Regions from separate parts of the Mus musculus genome. Here region 1 is linked to region 2. The links are chromatin contacts, found by Hi-C or POLR2A ChIA-PET in ENCODE. All regions are on one chromosome and are shown on one strand. Each heading gives the region's core, a stretch centred on a gene start or an enhancer-like site at or near the end of the contact. The rest is flanking DNA. Distances are from core to core; before and after follow the strand shown.

Region 1 (4,868 bases), core at 121-2,620, 38 kb before region 2:
CAGCCAGTCAAACAGAAGGCAGTTGCTAGTAATAGCCCAGGGGCTAATCCATAGCTCTGCAGCATGATCCAACAAGGCCAGGATGTGACTGCTCACCTATAGCTGCTGCCTGGCCTTTGCCTCTGCCTCCTACCTAGGATCAGCCATAGAAGCCAAACTACCCCTAACCTGCCCCTCAGATATCCACCTTCAGTTGGTGTTTCAGCTTACCCAGGCTGCTGTCCACCAGGGGCCTCACTTCATCCTCCCTCTGCCACAGGGCTTTTTCCACCCTCTGTGACCTATGTCGTTCTGATGACCACAGTGACAGTGGTGTCCCCCGCAGCAGCGACACGATACAGCCCACATCCCTTGCTGTCAGGTGCAGCCATTTCCCCTTCATCCCCACACCCTCTCAGCACCTCGGCCATGATGGGCCATGATGGCCACACCAGCCCTGTAACCCCTTCCCTATTGAATCGGATCAGAAACACCAATTCATAGTAGAGAAAGCTGGTGGGAGACCAGAGAGCCAGGCCCTCTGGCTCAGCTGGATTTCGAGAGGCTCAGTGTGGCCAGGCCCTTCAGCTATGTATAGGAAGCACAGCTGGAGTCACTCACAGCTGTGCATAGCGGGGTCACCAGGGGGGCTCTTGTGATGCAGCGTGGGGTGGCTCTCCAGAACTTTTATGTCCATCCAGTTTGGGGCACAAAGGACAATGGGCAGCATCTTTTCATGATCAGACAAGACAGGGATTATATGATGGGAATCTGGCTCAAGGCCAGGTGGAGTGAGAAGTCATTTTCAGATTTGGGGCTCCCATAGGCTGTGGGGTTACGCGAGCCTGGAATGTAGTCTCAGCTCTTCCTCTTGTGGGATTTCGACCTTGAGAGAGTTCCTGTCCACACCACTCCACCATCCCACCAGCCCGCCTTCTAGCTGCCTTCCCATCTGTCCTTGGGTATCCACCCACCCTCTGCCTTCGATCTGTCCTTCCATCTGTCCTTTCCATCCACCCACCCTTTGCTCACATCCCCTGGTCCTGGGGAAATGCTGGATCAAGGGCAAAGCGATTCGCTTAGCAACCAGCCCAGCAAACACTGAAGTTTTCCATAACACTGATCAACCCTTTTTTTTTTTCAGGAATACGTGGGGGCTGGGTATAGCTCAGTAGCAGGATGCTTGCCTAGCATGCAAAGGCCTGGATTTCATCCCTAGCACCAGTTCCCAAGTTACTGGATATGCATTTGGTTTGAGGGAAGAGCTATATTAAGAGTGTGCTGGCCAGACCCCACCCTGGCCACTAAACAGCCTGGAGCTATGGGCATGGTAGTGCTGCTGCCCTCTGGTGGTCAGAGGAAGATCTGCACCACGAATGGCCCTCCACACCAGTAAGCTCTACTAGTGTCCCTTCAACTGGCTGCAGATTGGACATGTGGGCCTGTTGCCCCCGTGGGATTCATTCCTAGAATGTGGGGCAGTTGCTGATTAGCAAGGTCACATATACCCATGAAGAAGCAACCGCAAACCTGCTCAGCCTACTTGTTCCCTTCTCGCCTCATCCCTGCCAGTGCTTAGAGGGGGCCATGTTTCTCACAGCAGAGGCAGAATGCTGCCATCTCTGGCTACTTGTAGATGACTTGAGGCTCTGAAACAGGACAGTCAGACAGGCAGGAGGGCACCGAGAGAACAGTCCCCAACTGTCCTATGCTGTATGAGGCATCCATGGGGCCACGGGGAGCTGAACAGAGGCAGAGAGAGGAGGACTCAGGATGCAGGGGTGTGGTGAGTCTCATCCAGTGACCCTGCCTCTCTAAAACCACTCCAAATATAGAAGTGCCCAGAGCAAGCTGAACAAGCTGTCCTTGAAGGTCAAAGACAGTCTGGCAGCCAGGGGCACACAACTGTTAAGAAAAAAAGCAATCTTTCCAACTAATAAAGTACCCAAACAAAGCCAACAAAGGCCCAGGCGCCTCTGAGGCAGGCGTCTCCTGTCCTCCTTGCTTGGCTTGGGCTGAGCTGGACACAGATTCCCCCTCCCTGGCTCCAGCTTGGACTCTGTGAAGTCAGTCACCAGGGAGCACAAAAGTGTAACCCACCGCCTTCTTAACATCCTGCTTAGCTCCAGACCCACTGGGTACAAAAAAGTGTATCCAGCCCTCCTGACACTCCCCTGAAGCCAGCATGGTGCCTACCTCACAAGAGAGTAACCTGAGGCCAAGAGCAGCTGAATGGGCCCAGGCCAGCCATGCCAAGGCTTGGAAGCACCATCAGGAGAGTCAGGAGAGGGTTCTGGGGGGCCTGCATGGTGCAACCCTAAGGCCTATGCCAGGGCCTAGGATTCAAAGGACCCAGGATTACTTATTTATTTTTTTAAATGTCTCTGGCAATTCAGAATCAATCCCATAGCTGCTTATCCCAGTGACTCTGGCTAGGTACATGCCAGGGACCCAGCTATGGCTGTCCTATCAGAGGGCCACTTGCTGTGGGAAAAAAAGACATCACACAAGACCTAGAAGCCTACATCCTGCTCCACTGGGGTCTGATTCGGGAGGAAGGGGCTTCACAGGACTGAAGGCTGCTCCCAGGAGGCTGTTCTAGAGCCTGTGGTCAGCAGGACCATGGAATAGGACCCTCGGGCTGCTTGGTCCAAAGTGGGGCATCCACCGTGTCTTCCAGAAGGGCAGCTGACCAGGCATCAGCCCTCCCAGAGTCATCCGGTGCCAGCTTCATTTCTGGGCATCTATGCTGACTTCTCAATGCCTGTCCATCTCCAGTGGCCCCTGGCATCCCCAGCTCTGATTCACAGGGTCACAGCTGGTGGTGACTTCTGAGCTGTCTTGTCATCCCTGGACACAGGCTCCTTGGAGCCTGAGCTGAAGGCCCCTCTGTCTCCTCCACCTCCACGTCCCTGTGCCTCTGCCTCTGGGGAGTCCTCTGGGATTTCCTCCAGGCTGGCAGGCCTTCACACCTGGCTGCACGAGGGAGGCACCTGCGCATGAGCTGTGCATGCCGGAGAGTCTCTGCCGTCTGTCCGTCTGTCGATTGTCCCGGACAGGGAAAGCCTTGGAAGGAATCAAGTGTGATGCATCACAGTCTCTGAGGCCCTGACTCAAAGCCTGCCATGATGGACTTGAGGGATTGAGATGAGGCAGAAGAAGCCTCCTGCGGGCCTCCAGCAGGAACAGGGAGAAGTTCCCAGGCATGGACGGTGACTTAGCATTAAGAACTGGATGCCAGTTCCTGAAGAGCTACAGAGGGACCTTAAACACATGTCCCCAAGGGAAAGCTGCCAATGTGGAAATGTGACAACCCATGCTTTCCACTACGGCTTTCTGGAAAAGGCAAACCCAGTGACCGTTGGTGAGCGGCTGCCGGCAGTGAGGCACAGGCAGACAGGTCTCTGTGAGTTCAAGGCCAGCCAGGTCTAGAGAGTCAGTTTAGGGTTGGGAGAGGGGAATGAACTGGGAAGCCCTAACAGCACTCTGATGGCACCCGGATGATGAAGGCATGTCATCCTATCTGTCCAAACCCACAGAGCCCATGACACTAGTGCGGACCCCAATAGAGCTATGGTCAGGGTAGAGACTTGTTAATGACAGATATCAATGCTGTCCCAGCAGTCCTAGTGCACTTATTACAGCATTGCAGAGTGTGACAAGAGTGGAAAGCCATGCTGGGAACTCTGCCCTTTCTGTCAATCAAAAGGCATTGCTCCACCCAAGACCTAAACACAAGTGTGCAGGATTGTTGCTCTATAATTTCTAGATGGGCTCTAATGGGTGGTTATCAACCTCTCACTGAGATAATAACAGAAAGCGCCAACTCAAGTGGTAGGGATCAGTCACACCGGGCTGTGACTACTTACACTTAAGCCCTGGGACAATAAAATCCCAGCACCAGGGAGCATTGGCAGAGTAAAGAAAACAGGCTGTGGGGCCTTTAACTCCCTCTGTGGGGACAACACCCACAGGAACCCACTGCAATCCACACCTCTTGTCCCTTCGACTGGCCTCCTGCTGGTGTGGCATGATACTGTTTGTACACCTGCAAGCTGGGGCTAGTCTGGTGAGTTCTGAAGGGGCCCATTGAGGTAGAGAAAGGGCCAGTTCCATCTTTGTCTAAGCACCAGTAGTCCCTGGACTCTTGAATGGGGACTGTGGCTCAGCAAGTGGCTAGAAGCCCATGTTGGTTACATTTACTATTTTCCAGAGTAAAAAAAAAAGGGGAGCGGGAAGGGGAGGTGGGGCTAGCCCAGGCTAGGGTGGAGTTAGCCCAGGCTAGTGTTCTTACTGGCCATCACAGTCTACCAGCCAAGGCAGCGTTGAAAACCCTTCCAGCTCATATGTTGCACGAACAGCTGGCTTGGGATTCCTGAATCTTCTATGTGCTAAAGATATGACATAAGTTTCCGTGAGCATCCTGTGGCTCTGGTTCACCCACAGAGAGTATGGTGATGTCTAAGTCTGCCTCTCCCTTTCAGTTGGTCCTTGGAGTGACAATGAGCTTGGGGGAGGCACTGGGCTGAAGGCAGACACAGCAGCATGGTGAACCTGCAGCAGGCAGGAGGGCCACTGAAAGTGACATGAGACAGAGACTCTGGGGACTTGGGTGGTTCCTTCTGGGACAGAAGCGAGCATATTTTCCATGCTGGTCTGGGTCACTGCATGGCCCTGTGAATAGCTGTCCTCCATTGGCCTGTCTGTGTCCCAATCCTGCCATTATACCCATGCCCTTCCAGGAGCATATGATGTCAACCAGGGAGTATCCCAGGGTCTTAGTGACTCTGAAAGAGCCCTGGACATGGCCAAACCCATGATGCCTGGCAGAAGGCAGCCTACTTGGTGCTGCCGGACATGGACAGCAGGTTGCCATTGTATGGGTGCTC
Region 2 (4,745 bases), core at 1,634-4,133:
GACAGTGGTCATTAGGATGAAATGAGCCTTATGTACCCTCATCTAATCAGCATGGCGTTCTTGGAAGAGGAGGATTTCAGGACACAGGCACACAGAGGGACAACTCTGTGAGGACACAGGATGGGGATGCTGTCTACGAGCCAAGGAGAAAGAAATCAGTCTGCAGATGCCTTGATTTTGGTTGCTTTGGCTCCAGGATTGTCCAAAAATAGATTTCTCTCATAAAGCCCCTTGGTCTGTGGTACTTAGTTACAGAATCACACACACACACACACACACACACACACACACACACATTCCTCTACCTCAGCTCAGCCAGGCTTACAGCCACCTCCAGGTATATCTTAGCAAGTACACAGCCTTCTTTGAGACCCAGTGCATGATGGCTGAGCTAGCACGGTGTCCATCATATCCACTCCTGGATCTTAGCCCCCTTATCCTGCTGTGGCCACACGGGCTGCAGTGCAGCCTCACTCCCAACACCACCTTACAGGCTCACTTTACACTGCACACACAACTGTAGAGATTCCCTCCATACATCTGGGGAAACTGAGGCACAGAGAAGAGCATGACTAGTACACTGGATTTAGAACAAGACCACATGCCATGGAACAGCATCTTCTACTGCCTTCCTGTGGCACTCTGTAAGCCTTTCTTTCCCTGGTCACTTGAAATCAACAGGCAGCCACAGCCAGGGTGGCATTCACAGGCCTCTGTGCCACACCTGAACTAGCATGGGGCAGCACTGTGCTGTCACACCCCAGCAGCACCCACTCTGTCCCCACCACAATTGGGAAGGAACTTCTAGCCGAGGACATAGTACAGGTTGCCAGGGGCTCCCATCACTTGCCCATCTGGACCAGTATCACTCCCTGACACTCATCCATGCCAGGTTCCAGAATGGTGCCAGTCATCCCAGGGGTGGCACAGTGGAATCTTTCCCTGTTGACAATGAAAGCCCTGACCTGCCATATGTACACAGCAGCCACACTGGGACCCATGTGTCTCTTCCCGCTCTCCTCTGTCGATGAGGGTGAATCTCTGTTGTGCATGCATTAGGCTGGCCAAAGCTAAGCCATGATCCACAGGTGGGCCAGACAACACTTGTGCTCCATTTCCAAATGGAGCCCAGAGCACCCAGCAATGGCAATGACCATCCACACTCCTGAGGGGCTGCTGCATGTGGGGTTTTCCTGCTTAGAGGGGAACCGAAGTTCCAGGTGAGCAGGCCAAAACTGGGAAGGTGTCCCAGTGCAAAGACCATCAGACACGCCATGGTTCAAACCCCAGTCTCCTTGCCATAACAATCCCAGCCCTCCTCCCCTGGGGACAAACACTACAAATACAAATGCAAAGTGTGGGCACCTGTGCTCCCTCTGAGGGCCCCTGATTACAGGAGACACAGAGGTATCAATTATGTCCTGAAAGCATGAAATTAACCCGCACACACCCAGCCATTATCCCCACCGCCATCAGATAAATGTCTGGAGGTCCTGCCAAGTCTGAGGATGCCCTCTCCTTACACCCACATCTCAGGAGGGATCCCGCCTCCCATACCACTTGCTCTCAGTTACTCTCAACATCCATGGTAGAAGCCCCTCCTTCCTTAGCTAGGAGGGAGAGGGGACAGTCCCCTGGGAGGAGGTACTTCAGGCTAGGAGCCTACAGTGAGCTGTTTCCAAGCTCATTCCCTCCCTGTCCACTTTCTCCTAGAGGAAGCTGCTGTACCCATTGGTTTATGCAATGTAGCCAAGGGCCACACTGCTGCTAGTAGTAACTTTGGCTTGGGGGTTAGGGGGAGTATGCTGGAGTCAGGGAACCTTGAGTTCAAATCCCTATCACTTGTCAGAGCTCAAGTCATTGAAGTCTGGTCATCCCATGGCTCCTGAAAATGGAGGCCAACCCCTCTCTCTTGAGGAATGAAAGGATCAGCCCTCCCTGCAAGCGGAACTCTTGAGGCTGTCAGATGGGTGCATTCTGAGATGATGTACAGATGCTTCCTGAGCCAAGGCCTCCCAGCTCTAGATCTCAGTTTCCTTCTGAGCACAGGCGCTGCTGGGTTGCAGGGACGTGGGATTTTCCAGCATCACACAGAGGCGGTCAGATCCCTGTGGGTGGGTGCGGCGAGAGAGGTAGGGCTGAGACGCTCAGAACTGAAGGGCTATAATGACAACAGCGCACAGACAGCTCCGGGACTGACACACATACAGGCTCTAGCACTCAGATCTGCAACGGCGAACCTGGGGAGTTCAGGGTCTGCCAGACGCCACCACCCAGGCTCTGCGGGAACCGCGCAAGGGCGGAGTCCCCTGCTGCAAAGCTCCGCCTGTCATCACACCTCTCTCTACGGTTAGGACTGCGGCGACCCAGAGCCCCTTTCCGGGACCTGGATCCCTTTACTGAAGCAACCTGGGACCCCCACGAGAAGCAAGGAGTGACGCCCGCCAGACAGCCCTGCGCAGCCACCCTAGCTGGCACGGTGGGAAGAAATTCCGGCATATGCCGCTCCGCGCCCCCGGCTTAGAGACAGAGGCTGCAGGCCGGCCTTTCGGGGCTGCACACCCTGGAGAAAAAGTTGGGTGGAGCCGCTGGGCTCAGGAATTGGCTAGAGGAATTGGCTACGCACTGCAGGTGTATCCAGTCCTCGAGACCCTACTGAGGTTGCCGCTACGAACCCGCGGATTCCGGGTCGCAGCTCTCACCTGCGCTCATGTCAGCGGCAGCTCCCAGTAGGGTGGTCCCCGCGCTGCGACAGCCCGAGGACCGGGCGGGCAGGTGCGGCGCTGGCAGGATCCTCAGCACGCTTGAGGCCAGCGGCTCGGCGCACACAGTACCCGCTGCCCGCAGCGCCACCGCAGCTCGGGGCTCCCGCCCCGCCCCTTTGCCCCGCCCCTCAGCTAGGCCACGCCCCTTGTCGAGCCGCGGGAGGGTCGCATCCTGGGAAGTGTAGGCGCTGTGCCCCGGCTGCCCGCCTGCGCGCCACCGCAGTTGGACGTGCGGACTACAAATCCCGGCAGGCTGTGTGTTCCGCTCAGGCGCAGACTGGTGGTAGCGCAGGTACCCTCCTGCACCTGCTCCGAGAGCTCTGCAGAGCTGTCAACAGGGTCTAAGGGAGGCGTGTAGGACTGTAGCTCATCTCAGCACTGGACTCTCAAAGAAGGAGGCCCAAGGAAAAGCGATCTTGGAGCAACTCTACAAGAGTGATGGAAGGTCTCAGCAATAGACCTTCCCTTCCTTACCAATGCACAGAAAAGGGGAAACTGAAGCGGAGGGGGAGAAGCGGGATAGCGAAGCAGGAACAGGATTTAATCACACACACACACACACACACACACACACGGCGAAGTCTGGATTTAATCACACACACACACACACACACACACACACACACACACACACACACACACACACGGCGAAGTCTGAATGGGTTGGGATCCAGACGCAGGTGTCTGGACTCCAAAGATAGGCAGCCTCGCCTTATGCCCCAGACGCTCTCCCGGCTCGGCTGACGCTAGGCGGTGCACACTGAGGAGGCTCTGGCACATCCTGCCCTCTCACCATCCTGCCCATACGCTAATCGATTCCCTTGTGACGTCAGGCGTCCAGCGCAGGGCGTGGAAAAACAGACTGAAAGAAAAGCATAGGGAGGCGCAGGTGGATCCTGCCTCGTATCGGTGGTGACAACAGGTGGGCACAAGAGACTACAAGAAGACAGCCTAGAGAGATGAGGGAGCACGGATGCGCAGGGCCCAGAATGAGAACATACAGGATCTGCCACTGCATGAACAGGCACAGGCCAGGGACGTTTGGCCCAGGTCAGGGCTGTTCCATGTACTACTGAGGCAGAAGCAGAAATTCCTCCCCAGTGATCAGTATTGTCCATCTATTTCAAAGGGGACCAGGAGGCCAAAGGCTCTGGTAAAGAGGAGAAGCCCCGAGGAAACAGCACATTTCTTTACATCCTATAAACCAAGAGACTCTGCTGGCAGCTGTACTTCCAGTCTCAGATGCCCACAAAAGAACGGGCTGCCTCTGGGATCTCTTGCCCAGAAACCTTGCTAATGGAAACTAGTTTCTACATGCTCCAAAAATGTGTTTTGACTCCACCTGCCTCCATTGGTTAGACCTAAGGACAGTCCCTATCCTTTAGGATAGTTCTTAGGAGCCTGCAAGCTCATGCTTATGTGTCCTAGCAACCTCTGAGATCCTTGAGTATTCTGATATTATTTCATAGTGCTGTTCCAGTGCCTCCCACAGGCTTGCGACGGGCACTGGAGATATACTTACTGAAGAAACAGGGTGGGAAAGGCAGGACAGATATTGTCCAGCAGGTTGAGTCCTTTGAGAAGCTATTCATGTTTCCTGTCTCTCATCTGGGGCCAAAGTAGCAGCATGCCACCCCCACCCCTCCCCTCACACACGAAGGTGACACAGGCTGGTAAAGACACTGGTGGTGTTGGCTGTGATGCCTTCCACTCTGGTGGTGGCCACTGTCACACTTCTTGGCAGAGGCCTTGCAAGTCAGGCAGCCTGTGCTTGTAGACTGGTCTTGGAGCTCAGCATGCAGTGGCCTGTGACTTCTAGAGGAATTGACATGTCCCTCTGAGAAGACACTTTCCAACACACAGGGGCTGAATGACCCAGAACATTCTCTTACAAGGGCAGTATGAAGACCCGTAGGTCCTAATCCCGGTCACCCAGGAGGTTGATAACCAAGGCAGCGCTGATCCAGCTGCAGCTTTTCA

Evidence for each region. Hi-C counts contacts between places; a loop is a spot of excess contacts on that map. ChIA-PET counts read pairs that join two places held with the same protein, here RNA polymerase II (POLR2A).
Region 1: a map of gastrocnemius shows a loop between it and region 2 (4-fold over the local background). The contact joins the enhancer-like site here to the promoter of Ablim2 in region 2. A Hi-C loop is called at or near these places in 5 of 37 maps with a recorded cell type or tissue (gastrocnemius and left cerebral cortex). POLR2A ChIA-PET finds 5 or more read pairs at or near these places in 3 of 5 experiments (all embryonic stem cell).

Annotation. Positions count from the first base shown.
Region 1 is chr5:35,792,058-35,796,925 of GRCm38, reverse strand. All of the region lies in intron 1 of Ablim2 (actin-binding LIM protein 2), which reads right to left. Among named protein-coding and RNA genes, the nearest start is that of Ablim2, 37 kb to the right of the region's middle. Within about 2 kb of position 1,370, at least 1 of the 3 ENCODE cell types and tissues checked has a DNase peak (open chromatin) inside an H3K27ac peak, as active enhancers do.
Region 2 is chr5:35,756,018-35,760,762 of GRCm38, reverse strand. Ablim2 (actin-binding LIM protein 2) reads right to left here and starts at 2,883. Exons shown (of 22, transcript NM_001177696.1): 1 at 2,703-2,883. The coding sequence starts at 2,712.